2 separate regions of the Homo sapiens genome follow, and region 2 is linked to region 1. Evidence: chromatin loops called from intact Hi-C (ENCODE). Cell type or tissue: B cell. All regions are shown on one strand. Each heading gives the region's core, and the rest is flanking DNA. Links, peaks and the distances in the headings are about the cores only.

What was found. Hi-C counts contacts between places; a loop is a spot of excess contacts. Peaks named below come from ENCODE experiments on the same cell type or tissue, not always from the same donor. Only the 100,000 strongest peaks of a DNase experiment are listed, where the experiment ranks them.
Region 2: a loop joins it to region 1, with 14 times the contacts of the local background. A loop is called at or near these places in 2 of 110 quality-filtered maps.

Annotation. Positions count from the first base shown.
Region 1 is chr6:141,479,943-141,488,375 of GRCh38, forward strand. It overlaps the pseudogene RN7SKP106. Among named protein-coding and RNA genes, the nearest start is that of GJE1, 650 kb to the right of the region's middle. RefSeq lists an enhancer at 3,680-3,819. In B cell, for the core only: no CTCF peak of the experiment used is centred there; DNase peaks (open chromatin) are centred at 3,019, 3,879 and 4,979; H3K4me3 peaks cover 2,280 bases; H3K27ac peaks cover 2,333 bases.
Region 2 is chr6:141,377,924-141,386,356 of GRCh38, forward strand. No RefSeq gene overlaps it. Among named protein-coding and RNA genes, the nearest start is that of MIR4465, 700 kb to the left of the region's middle. In B cell, for the core only: no CTCF peak of the experiment used is centred there; a DNase peak (open chromatin) is centred at 3,428.

The sequences.
Region 1 (8,433 bases), core at 214-8,213:
TGAGAGGAAATTGAGAATACATAAGGAAGGTTTTATCTCAGGTAGCATCAGAGACATTTTAACTTATACGACAGGAAGGAAGCTAAATCCATCCATATAGGGATATGGATTCAGGAATTGGATATAGACCAGGTAGACTATGTAGAAGACAAAATTAATTCAACATCCTTATTTGATACTGTTGTTACCCTTCCTTACCTATATTACATGGAGAATTTCAAATTGTTAAATATGTAACATAGTTTAGATCAATCTTTATTACTGTTTATTTTAGCTACATAGATAATTATCCAGTAAGTAGATATGTAGAAAAAATACTTCAACTTATTTGAAAATTATATTTACCCTTATTAGGCAAAATCTCATAAGGTTTTAGATGGCATCCATTGTCAAATTTCTACAATTGCTTATATATGTAATTCTCCTTCCCAAGTCAGTTACGTATCTTATTTTTATGGCCTTGTTGGAATTGGATTTTGTTAACCCAGCAAAGATAGCATCAGTAAGAGATGTGGCCTTGGATGTGGGACTTCAGAGAAAATTTTTTATCTCCTCCCACCATAGAATTACATCTTCTGTGAGCAAAGAAGATAAAAAAGAAACTTTATCAGATGGAGAATAGAGATCATTGGAGGTGAGGGACCTAGTAAATCGTTTGCATATTCCAAGATATCCCCAGTGTGGTTGGCTGATAGTGTATTTTAATCAACACCCTAACCTTTGGGTAACAAATCTTGTTAAGTCATGTACTATGTCAACCTCTGCAATATTTCAGTAACATTTAGAATCAATATGTGGTATTTTATTCCTATTACTACTATTGCAAGAAGAAATTAGTATTTTTTAACCCTGTTTGGAGTCCAACTGAAGTTTTATTTTATTATTTGATGCAATAACTTCAAAATTTGAGTTTGTTTTTCTTTATGTTGTATATTTCAATGTATCCAACACAAACATTTCTCTCCATGGTTCTGTCATTGCTTATATCTTATAAAAATCAGTGTATGGGAGTAGCTACCTTTTCCATAGAGACTTTGCCAATGGGAATATAGTCTTAGGGGATTTGAAATAAAGCTTTTGCTGGATATTTTACCACTGCCAAACACTGTTTTCACATTACCATTCAGATAGTAGTCTCATCGTGATCTGCTGAATGATTCCACACCAACACTTTTACTCAGGGTCTGCTTCTTGCAAGCCACACTCAGGTACTAACTTCTGCATTACTTTATTTATTACTTTAACTTATTTGAATACCATGCACCAGAAAACAATTGTGAATAAAATAAGGGGAAAATTTGCGTGAAGAGGACTTCTTGGAAAAGTTTTTGGGTTGATCAGAAAATCAAGAAAACAGCTAAAGAATCAACCCCTGAGCAAGGAAAAGGAGAGATCTCAGAATCTCAGCAGCAAGAGTTTGACATTCTTCTCCTTTTTAGATTGTCATGAACTGACTCAACTCTAATAGCCTTCTATACACTCCTTGTGTGCAGTACCACAATTTTCAAATTTCTGAAAGACAATATATATTTGACACAGCATCAGCCATATGTTTGTACTTGTAGGAAGCATGTTGTAGACATAAAATAATACTACCAACTTGGAGAATTTACAGAACTCCACCATCCTTCTGTCTTCCTCCTTCATTTCAATTGGTTGTCAGGTCTTATACTATATATTTTAATTATACCATCTAACTACCTTTTAGTTACGTTATCTCTTCTTATAGTCATGGGATGAGAAGTGTCATCCATCTTTTATCATTTCATCTTCCAGTCAAATTTCCACTGGCTTCATTGGCACAACATCTACAAAAGTATGTATAACATCGTGATCTCAAAAACAAACAACACAAATTAAAAATCAAACAAGCAAACATCTCTTGACCTTGCCTGTGGTGCTTTTCAAAAGACTGGGAAGTGGAAAAAGGGGACGTTCTGTGCTGAGGGTAAGAAAAAGCAGAGGTAATGAAGTATGACAGTATGAGATTTATTAGGAGGAAATATGAATATCAAATTATTGGTATTCTACTTAAGACTATGAAGAACAAAAGTGGATAGACAGGGAATCACAGGGGAGAGTGCCTCCTGAAATTTTATAACAAAAGCTGCATGGCACCTTAGCCATTCAAAAAATATATTCAGGTTTGTTATCCATAATAATTGAAGTAGGCCAATAGTTTTCAAAGTTCAGTTCAAAGTTTGGTTCAGTTAATAGTTTACTCTGCTTCATAAAATATAGAATTCCCTTCTCATCATCAGCGACTTCAAACCACAATGCCTTTTTAGGGCCAAGAAATGGAGCTATATAATAAACACTGCACAGATTCTGGAACAGGCTCTCTGGAGACAAAAGACTGAGAAAAATTCAGAAGTACTATCAGAAAATTGTCAGTCACAGGTTTAAATGGATGTGATGAAACTAGTTATGACTTAGTGGCTACTGATGGCTTATCATGCATTTTTTTAATGGAAAATGTCTTTCCTCCAGAACTTTAAAATTTGGAAATATTCATATACTAATATATTTTATGTAATAATATTAGAAGAGGAAGAACCTATATTCACATATTAATTATCATTTTTCTCACAAAGAAATAGAGATAAACCAAGACTAAGACATGGTCCCAAGATCACACAGCAATTAAGATTCAGTCCTTATTTACTATTCATTTCATTCTCTGAAACTGCAATTATATTTGCTTTCAAAGAATGTTCCAGAAAAATATAAGTGTAGAAAAAGAATAATATAGACATTAATTTCACTAAATAATATAAGCATTTTTTTTTTCTTTTTCTATCAGCTGAAAGCAGCCTAGGAGTGTTAATCCTCTTGGTGTTTCTCAACCAGACTCTTTTGCATGATAAAACAATTTTACTCTCATTGGTCTATTCTAGCATTTAAGTTAATTTTCCAACCATCTAAATTCCAAGTGTGCACCATAGAGGTTGAGCTTTTCTATCCATCTGCTACACCAATACCGTCCAGTCTATGCCAATGATTGAAGGGTATAAAAAAAGGGCCGTGTGGTCGTTTCAGTTTTGTTTTGTTTTGCAATGCAGACGCACTTGGAGCAGCAGGTCAATGAATTCTGGGAACTGCATCTTTTTGACACATGAGACCTTTGCAGAATGAATCAAAGTTAAATCCCATGAATAAATGCTAGTGTTTAATAATCATTCCGTTTATGGAAGCTTTATTGTGAATTCATAAAAGCAAGGACAATATTTCCTTGCAAGTCCACAAATCACCATCATAAGCAAGGCAATCGTGAATAAACTGAGCTGGACTGCATAGCCTCTTTGGCAGTTGCTAGTATTTAAATATGGATGGGAGAAGCAAAGACTAGGAGAAGTTGTCCTAAAGCAAGCAAATGACAGCTCCCACAAATAAAGGGAAAAATGTTAAAACAATAAACAAAAGAGAAACAATTACTTGCTCATTACAAACATGTCATATTGCATTCTTTATTTTGATTGTGGAAAATTAGCCATTGACTACCAGGAACAATTGATTTTCCTTCACAGCTGTTTTCTAATTACATCTGAACACTGAAAATTCTAGTGCAGCCATTCAGCTGTACAAAGAGAATTTTCTTTTATTATTTTTGCTATTGCTGCAAGCTCTGCCCAGAAGCATGACTATAGTTAGATGATCTGTACTGTATATATGTGGTGTTTGTATTAAAAGCCATGCTTTTCAGGGATGTTATAAGAACTCAAATATTTTAAATTACATAGGGCAGAACTTGGTGTACAAGCTGTTTTGCCCAGATGCTATTACGTAGCTTTCTCTTTCTTTTTGCCATCAAAACAAGGAAGAAGATAATGAAGATAGCTTAAATCGGTACATCCGTTTCTTAGTCACTGCATAGTCGTCAATTGGATCTATTTTTGTCATTGTGGCTTCTGATGAGTGTTTTGGCACAGTCTTACTGGGAGGGTGGAGGGTGATGGGCAGTTTCCTGTCAGTTAATTCTGTGGGTAAATTCTAAGCAAAGAGCATGGAGATTATTAACAGGCAGGATTCCAAGGTTTCAGAGAAGCAATTGAAATTTTTGGATGCTTCTCTTCAAACGCTTTAGAATTTTCCTCAAAATGATTTCAGTTTTAAAATATGGCCAGAAATATGAAACTTGCCCTTGGGAGTTTTCTAGGACTTGCGGTTAGTGAGTTCTGGAAAAATAGTTAAGATACTTCCTTCAGAGTTTAGGGTCTCTGATTAATCTTTACCATAATTTAGGTGAAATCAGCTCAGCAATGTTAACAATTCAGCAAAAATAAAGTGAAACCTTAAAATGTTTTTTTTCCAATGGAAAAAAAAACACAACATTTCAAGCCTGGGTTATTAAAGCAAAAACTGGGAGCTCTTATTTATTTACTTATTTATTTTAATTTTTTTAATTTATTTTTATTTTTTGTAGAGACAGGGTCTCACTATGTTGCCCAGGCTGGTCTACCACTCCTGGCTTCAAGCGATCATCCTTCCTCGGCCTCCCACAATTCTGGGATTACATACGTGAGCCACCACACCCGGCCAGCTCTTTGTTGCCATTTATTAAATATTTGCCCTCTTTAGAGGTAACTTTAATCAGGTATCTGTTCACTGGATGGCAATTTTTTAAGTCTTTGATCAAAACTCTAACCTCTGTAGTTCCTGTAGTAACGCAGTGTAACTTGAAATTTGCCATTTTACTTGGAAGGCTCAAAGATTCCTCAATGGCCCATCTTATTTTAGTATTTCCTTTGCCAAGATTAAGATTGAGGTGATGATTGTTTAATTAAATTAAATTTGGCTTGAGGCTGTCTCGGTACCGTAGGTCCCTACATAACAAACTACAATTTAACTAAACAAACTGAAAGCCTAATTTAGGAGTATATATTGTAACAAATTGCTAGGTCTCAGCCAGTCACAGCCGACTAGCTTCAGCCAATCACAGGCTGCCAATTGATCAGACCATGTCCAAACAAGTAAAAAATGCTAAGCTGTAACCAACCAGTTTCTGTACCTTACTTTCATTTTCTGTCCATATGTACTGCCTACCTACTTTGCAGAAGTGAGATCTCTGAACCACTCTGCTGGCTCTTGAGAGCTACTGGATTCCCAAATAATTCTCTGCTTCATTAAACTCCTTTAAATTTGTCTAAAGATTTCCTTTTAATACATTTCATCTCATTTTTATTTTTCTAAATTTTGATAACTTTCATTGACTTTTATCATAAAAATCAAGTCTAATACAAAATAAAACAATATAAAAATAAATGTATTGAAATTATATCAATTTTATTTCCTGACATATTTTCTTGATTTATATCATTACAAAAGATAAAAACTATCAGCATGGAGTTTTGAAACCATAAAAAATTTTTTTGAAAGAATGAGGAAAAGCAGCAAGAACTTTGGGTGTGATGGAGGTATGTGGTTAATTTAATAGGACTGATTTTTTTTTTAATTCTGGGATTTTTCTCACATAACCATATAATCTATTTGAAAACCAGATATTTACTAGAAGAGAGTGGCAAATATCCACTACTGAATAGATAAGAGTTTAGACATTAAAACTGAAAGCACTCTTAAGTATTTTACATGTAAAGAGGTTTAAGACACAGAACTAGTGGCCAATAAAACTGCTGAGAGGTGGCAAAATGACAGTCAGAAAAGCTGCTTTCAAGATATTTTTAAGTGAAGGAATCTCAGGAAGCCATTAACAATTATTTTAGTTGCCTACCACACCTAAGAAGATGATTCTCAGGAAGATCTCCAAAATCAATGGGCAAAAACCCATGTCTGCCATTTGTCAAAGCCCACACATTTATCCTCAGCCATGGCATGAGAACAATGGCTTCTGCTCTTCTACAACACCAAGAAATTTTCTCTTATCACTTAGATACAACTGAACCCCAATGGCAATGAAGCTTGTTTCCAGTCTTTATGTCCCTGTGAAATAAGAAACAACTTACAAATTTAGAGATGATAATACAGCAACAATATCTGAAAGAACTACACTTGAACACAAGAATTCAAACCCTAAAAGTAATAAAGTAATACCAATAATGATGTTATTTCACATACAGCTGTTCAATTGGATAATCACTGAATTGTCCTTACCGTTTAATTTATTTTTCTCCAGACTTACTCTATATGAACTATTCAACAATAGCAACAAAATAAATCAATAAATAATAAACAAGAGAGGTGAAGAATAATATCATGTGATTGATTTTTCTCTTCTTGAGAGCTTGTTTGGAAGTTCTAGCAGGGAAGCCCATCTACTCACGTGCCCTTGACTGAAGATGGGTCCTTCTCCATCGCGGATGGTCATCCTCTTTTACCGAGCACACAGCTTTGGAAGGAACGCATATGGAGTGGTGAGGAAGGAAGGGAACACCTGTCTAGTCAACCAGATCTGCTGCACCAACCCTGGCAATCAAATGGTTGATAGATGTTGCTCTTAGATTGCCCTCATATCCATAATTTTTCTCTTCTTCTTCTTCTTCCTTTTACCAAAACAACTACAACAACAACAAAACAAATAACTTTAATTTTGAAATGGCATTATGAGAAAAGGGTTCTGTATCGTGCTAATCCTTTTTTTTTTTTTTTTTTTTTTGAGACAGAGTCTGGCTCTCTCGCCCAGGCTGGAGTGCAGTGGCGTGATCTCGGCTCACTGCAACCTCTGCCTCCTGGGTTCAAATGATTCTCCTGCCTCAGCTTCCTGAGTAGCTGGGATTACAGAAGCTCACTACCACGCTCAGCTAATTTTTGTATTTTTAGTAGAGACGGGGTTTCACCACGTTGGCCAGGCTGTTCTCGAACTCCTGACCTCATGATCCGCCCACCTCAGCCTCCCAAAGTGCTGGGATTACAGCTGAGCCACCACACCCAGCCTGTGCAAATACTTTTTATGAGGAAATCATAGAAAAAGTATCTGTTAGTTGACAGGCAGTATCCATATTACAGTGTTTGGTTTGAGCACTTGAGTTGTTCTGAAGCTAGGTTACCATGAAAATAAATACAGTGATACTTGGAATCAGAGAACACATATGGTCAGCATTTTCCAGATGGCATATTTATGTCAAATGTATAGACATTATAAGAAAAAATATTATAAGTCAATATTAAGAAGACTCTCTAAATATTTAGGTAAATACAATGCACTGTTCCCTCCGCCCAGAAATAGAGTATGATCCTGGCACCTTGCCAAGAAACACATAGAAATATCCTTGTACGTTGTGCTTATAGTAGATAATCTGAAAAGTTTCATCCAAATCTTAAATTCTAGATATGAATAGTTTGTAATAAAGTGTTAGAAGGATCAAGATTAAAAATTATTTGCATATGGTTCCCAACGCCTCTTAGTAATCAGTGGATGATAAGTTCCTTGTAACTTATTTTAATAAAAAGTCTTGAGTACAGAATGTGAGTATATTATAGACTAAATATTTATATTCCTTCCCCCAGATTCATATATTGAAGGCCTAACTGCCAATATGACTGTATTTGTGTATTTGGGGAAGAAGCCTCTACAGATATAATTAAGGTTAAATAAGATCATTAAATTGGGACACTAATCCAATAGAAATAATGTCTTTATAAGAAGAAACACCAGAGAGAAAAATAACTTTCTCCTCTCTCTCACTCTCTCTCTTTCTCTCTCTCTCTAGCTGTCTCTCCAGGAGGACACAAAGAAAAGATCAAGACAGCATGTAGCAAATGTAGCAAGGAGGCATCCAATCATCTGCAACCCAAGGGGCAAACCCTCGCCACACACCAACCCTGCTGGCTCCTTGCTTTTGGACTTCCAGTTTCAGAATTATGAGAAAATACATTTCTGTGTTTAGGCCATCAAGTCTATTGTATTTTGTTCTGACAGCCTGAACAGACTAATACACAGTATAATACAATTGAATTGTTGATTCATCTAAGAAATATATAATTTCTACATGGTTTGTTGCAATTATCTGGGAATAAATATTACCATGACCACTTATTCAGAACTTGATATCTGTATTTATTTCTAAGCATGCATATAATCCCATTACTTGGTAGTCATTTGAATGTATGTTCCACACTTACACCAAAAAGTGATAATAGTATTGACTTCATATAAGAAGTCTTGATAGTCAGTAGTATTGACTTCACATAAGAAAATATTATAAATTAATTCCAATTCCAATTTATGAAGATATTATAAATTTAATATCTCTGAATGTAAATTCTCGGTTGTTCTAGATATAAAAATAAATTATTGATTTATTTTGCTAAGCTACTATAAAACACAATAAAATTTAAAAGCCTCAATTTTGCTGATTGTTTACTATTACAAATCATGCTGGAATGGACATTCTCATATTCTGTTTAGTCTTAATCCTTCCCCCACCAAATCCAATGGAGTCAAGGATTTGGACACAGACACTTTATTTTGAAGTTGAT
Region 2 (8,433 bases), core at 275-8,274, 100 kb before region 1:
TTTTTCTTTTTTTTGGAGTCTCGCTCTATTCTATTACCTAGGCTAGAGTGCAGTGACATGATCTTGGCTCACTGCAACCTCCTCCTCCCGGGTTCAAGAGATTCTCCTGCCTCAGCCTCCTGAGTAGCTGGAATTACAGCATGTGCCACCACAACAGCCTGCTTTTTTTGTTGTTGTTGTTTGTTTGTTTGTTTTTGGTATTTTTTGTAGAGATGGGGTTTCACTATATTGTCCAGGCTGGTTGCAAAAGGGTTTTCTAAATATTTAGAGTCATTTATTTAATTAATTAATTTATTTAGAAATATTTATACCTATGTAGGATCATGTCATCTGCAAACAGAAACAATTTGACTTCTTCTCTGCCTATTCAAATACCTTTTATTTCTTTCTACTATCATCAGAATGAACAGGCAACCTACAGAATGGGAGAAAACGTTTTCAACCTACCCATCTGACAAAGGTCTAATATCCAGAATTTACAAGGAACTTAAATAAATTTACAAGAAAAAAAAACAAGCCCATCAAAAATTGGACAAAGCATATGAATGGACACTTTTCAAAAGAAAACATTTATGTAGCCAAAAAACATATGAAAAAAAGGTCAACATCACTGATCATTAGAGAAATGCAAATCAAAACCACAATAAGATACCATCTCACACCAGTCAGAAAGGCTATTATTAAAAAGTCAAGACACAACAGATGCTGGCAAGGCTGTGGAGAAATAGGAACATTTTTACATTGTTGGTGTAATGTAAATGAGTTCAACCCTTGTGGAAGACAGTGTGGCAATTTCTCAAGGATCTAGAAGCAGAAATACTATTTGACCCAGCAATCCCATTACTGCATATATACTCAAAGGAATATAACTCATTCTGTTATAAACATACATGCACGTGTATGTTTATTTCAGCACTAGAAAATAGAAAAGACATGGAACCAACCCAAATGCCCATCAGTGATAGACTGGATAAAGAAAATGTGGTACATATACACCATGGAATAGTATGCAGCCACAAAAAGGAATGAGATCATGTCCCTTTCCGGGACATGGATGAAGATGGAAGACATCATCCTCAGCAGACTAACACAAGAACAGAAAACCAAATACTGCATGTTCTCACTCATCAGTGGGAGCTGAACAATGAGAACATATGGACACAGGGAAGGGAATAACACACACTGGGGCCTGCTTGCGGGTGGGGGTCAAGTGGAAGGAGAGCATCAGGACTAATAGCTAATGCACGTGGGGCTTAAAACCTAGGTGATGGGTTGATAGGTGCAGCAAACTACCACGGCAGATGAATACGTATGTAACAAACCTGCATGTTCTGCACATGTATCCTAGAACTTTAATCAACAACAATAATAATAATAGAATAAATAAATAAATTTAAAAAGATTATTCTATCTTCTGAGTTTTGCTCTGTTACTAACACTCAAGAAATATTTTATAGTAAAAAGATTATTTACATAATAATGTTTTTATTTGGGAAAAAGAATAGGGTATTTCAGTCAACAAATATCTTATTTTTACACTTAAATATCAAGATTTTTTACTCATTTAAGCCTATCTTTTCTGGACTCAGAATTCTATAGCTGTCCCTCTGTATCAACAGGTTCCACATTCAGAGATTCAACCAACTGTGAATTGAAAATATCTGGGGAAAAAACATGATAAAAAGAAATACAAATACAAAAGCAATACAGTAACAACTATTTACAGAGCATTCCCATTGTATTAGGTATTATAAATAACATAGAGTTCATTTAAAGTAGGTGGGAGGATATATATAGGTTATGTGCTAATACTGTATCATTTTATATGAGACTTGAGCATGCATTAAATTTGGCATCTGTAGGGGGGTTCTGGATGACTCTACTCTGTATTTCTATATAAAATAGTGAAGTTTGTATTATATGTTTTATTTCTACTGAATAAGTAACATATTATGTAAATCTGAACCAATGTTTTTTACTCAATTAAATAATAAAAACTCATATTTATTCTTCATTAGGAAAAAAAATAAATGAAAAATGATTCAACCCAAATTATATGAGCAGAATACTTCACTAATTTTTTACATATGAATTTTAAGAGTTCGACAAAGAAAGAGATGGAGGTAAAAAAGGGAACTAGAAATCCCAACACCAGGACAAACCCAGAGTGTAATAAAGGCAAAAAACAAAACAAAATGAAACACCACCATACTGTTTCTAACAAGGCAAACTTTCTCATTTTCAGTTATTATCCATTGTTAAATGCTAAATGAAACAATAGAATACACATACACTTTTCTTCTCTTCCTTTTCCTTTTTCATCTTTAAAAATGATTATAATAGGCCAGGCATGGCGGCTCACGCCTGTAATCCCAGCACTTTGGGAGGCCAAGGCTGGTGGATCACCCGAGGTCAGGTATTTGAGACCAGCCTGACCAACATGGTAAAATCTGTCTCTACCAAAGATGCAAAAATTAGCTGAGCAGAGTGGCAGGCAGCTGTAATCCCAGCTACTTGGGAGGCTGAGGCAGGAGGATCACTTGAACCCAGGAGGAGGAAGTTACAATGAGCCGAGATTACGCCATTGCACTTCAGCCTGGGCAACAAGGATGAAACTCTGTCTCAAAATAAATAAATAAATAAATAAATAAATAAATAAATAAATAAATAGAGGTTATAATGGTTTTTATCTTGCAGAATTATTGTGACATTAAGTTAAATAATATGCTAAGAAATCTCAATCCCTGTTGTAGGGTGAAAACAAAATAAATGTTAATTTTATTTCATTTTCCTTTATACAAATGAAGAGTTTGAAAGTCTGGATAACATTTCTGTTAGATGCTGTAACACTTGGGATTTGGAAAACACATTGCTCCAGATTATAGTTTAGGCCTCTTTGCCTTAGAAATAAGATGTTCTATAGTTTAACACAGAGGCAGAAAAAATTCGAATATATACATAAAAAAGAACTTGTGCTTAATATGTTTGGTGAATTATTTAACTGCCAAGATTGCAATATTGCTCCATTCAACAAGTAAAAAGAACAGAAAGTGGGCCAAGCGTGGTGGCTCACACCTGTAATTCCAGCACTTTGGGAGGCTGAGGTGGGCAAATCAAGAGGTCATGAGGTCGAGAACATCCTGGCTAACACGGTGAAACCCTGTATCTACTAAAAATACAAAAATCTAGCCGGGCTTGGTGGCAGGTGCCTGTAGTCCAAGCTACTCTGGAGGCTGAGGCAGGAGAATGGCATGAACCCGGGAGGCGGAGCTTGCAGTGAGCCGAGATCGCGCCACTGCACTCCAGCCTGGGCGACAGAGGGAGACTCCGTCTCAAAAAAAAAAAAAAAAAAAAAAAAAAAGCGGAACAGAAAGTGAAAATGAGTCATATTGAACACGGAGCAAAGTCTTTTTGGAATGAGATATAGAGTATCAGAGTGACTTATTAACTCTTAGCTAATACAAAGAAGCAAAGCCACACAAAGCAAAATAAATCCTGTGAAACATTCCCATGTTTAGATTTTTAGATGTTTTACAGATATTATGTACGCATTTTACAGATACTATGTATACATTTTACATAATACCTGTAAAAAGGATTAAGTAGAGTATATTTACTGGAATAATCAAGGAACAACTATTACAAATAATGTAAACTACTCGAAATGTCCTATAATATCTCAAAAAAGGAGACAGGATTGTATAATTTTCAAGTATTTTCCATAGATGCTACTATTGATAATAAATATACTAAACATATGAAAACATGGGCCATGCTTAATTTTTTTACTTCTTAAAATCATTGAATAATGATTTTTTATATGTGTCGGGAATTTAGAAGACTTCCATTAAAGTTAATTTCAATAATATTAGTTTATTATTTCCATATTTTAAGAGAAACTAATTATGTGACCTAAGGTAATAAAAAAGTTTCAAAATTAGATTTATTTTCCATCTGTATGATAGATGCTGAGTCTATTTAACAGTATTTAATGACTAACTGTGATTAAATTTGCAATTTTGATAGAAACTATGTAGAAACTAGCAAAAATAATGAACATGGAAGCATGTGATATGCATCTTAAATTTCTCAATGCAATTTATAGAAGTTGTATTGAAGTACATAGAAATAATTTTATAATGAAAACAAAAAATTGAATAAGAAACACAGAAATTTTCAGAGATTTTCTTTAGCTGTTTGATAGTTTGCATTTGCAGTCTGTGCTGTCATTTGTCAAAGCACCTAAATATACTGAGAAACGTTATAGACTTAATATTTTTAATTTATATAGGAAACTGAAGACCACGTAAAAATATTTTAATAGTAGTAAAGTATTACTAATCCTCAGTGTATATTAATTAAAATAAAGTTAAATTTTTATTAATAATTCTATCTTCTTTTATATTGCTACTCATAGTGTAATAATTACTATATAATAATGTTTACACTGAATAATTACTGTTATGTTTACAATATTTAGTTCAGATAATTTGAACTAAAATTAGAGTGATGATATTAAGACTGAATTTATATATTACATATGTATGTAAAGTGTGTGTGCAGTACATATGGATAGCTAATTAGAAAGATCAACAGTAATAGATATTCAGGTAAATAGAATTGATGGGGTGGTACAAAAGTAGGCAAATAAATGTATTGTAGATCCCAGTTAATGTTAGAGCTGAGGAATTCAAATGATTGAAACCCATGATTTTTCAAATAAGAACACTGAAGTCCAGAAACATAAAGTAACATCTCCAAGATCATGGAAATGAAATTAATATTACATTAATAAAATAAATATACAAATTTTTTTAAATTACAAAAATTTTTATTAACTGAATCCTCTAAAATAGTTTAGAAACATCCTCTGAGATATCCCCAACTGAAAAAGAACTAAAATTAAGGAGTACAGGTTTTTGGCAAAATGATAAAAACAAATTTTATGGCTTGTCTTTATCGCTTGGCGAGTATACCATAAGGAAATTTTCCAATACATGTTTTGAATAATTTGTATTTGCCATAAAAATATGTATTTTTTATTCAGGAATAAAAAATCTGGAATATGAACTTTAAATATTTATAAATATATGTTTTGTCTAGATGTTTTAGTATAAATTAACAAATATCTTATGCAATAATAGTTATTTTAAACACCATAACCAAATATGTCCATATAATCAGAGCTATTTGTCATGTGCACTAAATATGTTCATGTTCAGATTTTACAAAGAGAAACTCAAAATCATAATTTGCTCTATATGAGATATAGAGTTTAAAGAGTCTAATTGATGTCTAAGTGGCATTCAGAAAAGGAGAGAAATAAAATGGGACCTAGACAATATTTGAAGAGATAATGAATGGGATTTCTTTCTCAAAAATGATGAAAGAAGTCAAACTAGATTCAAGAAGCTTTATAAACCTCAAGCAAGATAAATGACTACAAAGCTTACCTACCCTTTTGATAACGATACAGCTAGAAATAAAGATATAATCAAATTTCTATAAATATTCCAATATCCCCACCCTGAAAACTGAGTTCTCAAAAGGAATAATATAGGCCAGGAGACAATGGAATATCTTCATAACACTGTCAAAATATAACTGCCAATTTACAATTATATATGTAGGAAAGATAACTTTCAAAATATAAAAAATTTTTAGACAAAAGTATTAAAAGTGTATTACCCAGAGAATTCTGTAAAATAAACATTAAAGAGTATTTTACGGGGAGAAGGAAAATTTTATGAGGTGGAAATTCTGAGATGCAGGAGAAAATGAAGAAAAATTGAAAGAATAAATATGGAAGTATTTCTATAAAGTAATACCTATAATGTCTTGATGGGTTTGTAATAAATAATCAAAATATATAGTAAAAATTATATATAAATTGGAGTGATATCAATGAAGTAAAATGTTATAAATTCCTGAGTTGTCCATGAATAAATAAAAGTAGCAGTTAACGTTAGATTTTAACATACTATTTTTATTTAAACTTGATAATTAAAAAAAGATGTGTAAGGCTGTGTCCTGTCATTAAGACAAACAACCTGTGTAGGAAATATAAAGTGAAGAATTAATCTATTTTTCCCATAAGGAGTTAGACTGAACTGGTTGGAAGTTCTTAACTACCACAGGTATATATTTGCATGCATGCATTACCTCTTTCATAATCTAATATACAGAGACTTTTAAAAATACATTAAAAAGAATAGCCAGTGTTGATGTGAACTTTAGAAATGTAAATGATTATTATCCAGATACCAAAGCCTCAAATGATAAAGTATTTGTAAACTATGCAAATAATGAACTAGGCTAGATAGCATAGCCAATTAACATAAGCTGAAAAAAGACTGTTTTAGAAGAATTAAAATGTAATTATATGAATTTCACAATGTAGATCAAGGAAAATAACCATTGCGTCCAGGCCAATTGATACTTTGGGTATTGAACAATTCTGAACAATAACCGTGGTATTCTTGGGGGAAGACAGAAGACTTTCAACCTAAGGCAAAAGTGAAAATATAACATTTTATGAATACATTAAAGATATATGAAAATGTATTTACATTAATTACAGGACTCCACAAAGCATTGTGGGAAAAGTTGAGAGTGGAGGAAGTGAGAAATTCTTGGCAGAGTAGGAAAGTACTATGACACCACTAAGTACATCTGTCTCTCTCTCTCTCTCTCTCTCTCTCTCTCTCTCTCTCTAAATATATATATATATATATATATTTTTTCCCCCAGTGGGCTTTGATTTTGGAAGATTGGAGATAAAAGCATATATCCTGTAGATTGTGATGAATATGGATTAAATCCTCCTGTACCATCAAAGTCCCTGTGAGGCTAGCCGAGCTACAGGAAAACATTGGTGAATGACTGATCTGCTTCTTCAGGGATGCCTGTCCTCTTGGCTGGGGGTGAAATTTACTATTTCAGAATAAGTTCATCAATTTACAGAATTAATAGTGGGACACAATAGATTGAAAACATCTGTAATGGCTAACATATGAAACTATATTAATAAAGCTAGTTGTAGACTTTGTTTTTTAGTTAAACCAAAAGCCATCTTGCAACCTTTCCCAATCCTCTCAAGTTCTTCTACCTAGCTAAAGCGATTTATCTCTATTTATCAGAAACTGCTTAATTTCTGGGGAAATAATTCCAGCACCTGGCCTAGGGCTGTCCAGTTCTTGCCAATAAAATGTTAGGGAATGTTTTCTTGAATTCTTCTGTACAAACATTTCCAGCCTAATACAAATAAGGTACAGGAGAAATTCTCTTTCACATATCACACTGTTTTCTGCTATAGAAATGTAATAATTAGAGCTGCTGTAGCCATCTTTCATCCACGAGTGGAAGACCAAAAGGAACACACTGATGTTGACCATGATGCTGTAATAAATAACTGGCATTGCTAATCTGCCAAATAAGTACTGGAAACTGCTTATTGATTCTGCCATTAAACCAAGATAAGAGAGACTTCTTGTCTCAATCCTATGATTTAGGTGGACTTCACTCTGACCTTTCTCAGGACAGCCCCCTAACCCCATAAAAATCCCACAGTTTTTTTGTTCGTTTGTTCTTTCAGTGGTGTTTAGCTAGAGTAGAATTGTTATTGTCTAAAAGTTTATTGGCTTGCTACGTTGCTCTGTTCCATGTTCCTTGGCTAGAAAGAGCAGACTTTTGTTGTAATTTTTTTTTTCACTACCAGCTGATATTTCTAGGTTGCATGCTTCTTTAGCCCCAAGTTTGGGATATATAAGACAGAAAGCCAAGGAAATTCACTGCCATGTTGTTCTTTGTGTCCTAATATTTCTTGAGGGTATGCATTCCTCTCACCATTTTTCAGACTCATCTAGTATTTGTTTTACATTTAATATTCACAGGTTTTATTTGTACTTAGCATCCGTAGGACAGACATAAATGCCCTATGAACACCCTTAGAGTGAAAGAGTTTTCAGGAGGCATCTATTTCTGCAGTATGTAAATTGAACTTTTCACAGGGGCTGTGGTTCTAAATACATATACAATAGGACACGTGGTGTGCAATGGAGTTTGAAATAAATAGAGAAAGGGAGAAGAACAATGACTGGTGGTCAGATATGCAAATACTAATACTATTTGACATGGAATTGAAAGTTGCATGGGAAACCTAGATTTAAACTTCATCCTTTAGGTCTTTATGGGACATTTCACTTAAATTTAAGACAATTATTTTATTTAATGGTGCATTAACTTTATTTATAACTACCAATAGCTATAAATGATATAGAGGCATACTGGCATACTTTAAAGATATTGTGGGTTTAGTTCCAGATGGCCAAAATAAAGTGGATATTGCAATAAAATAAGTCATGTAAATTTTCAGTTTCCCAGTGAATATAAAAGTTACATTTTTACTATGCTGTAGTCTATTGAGTGCCCAAT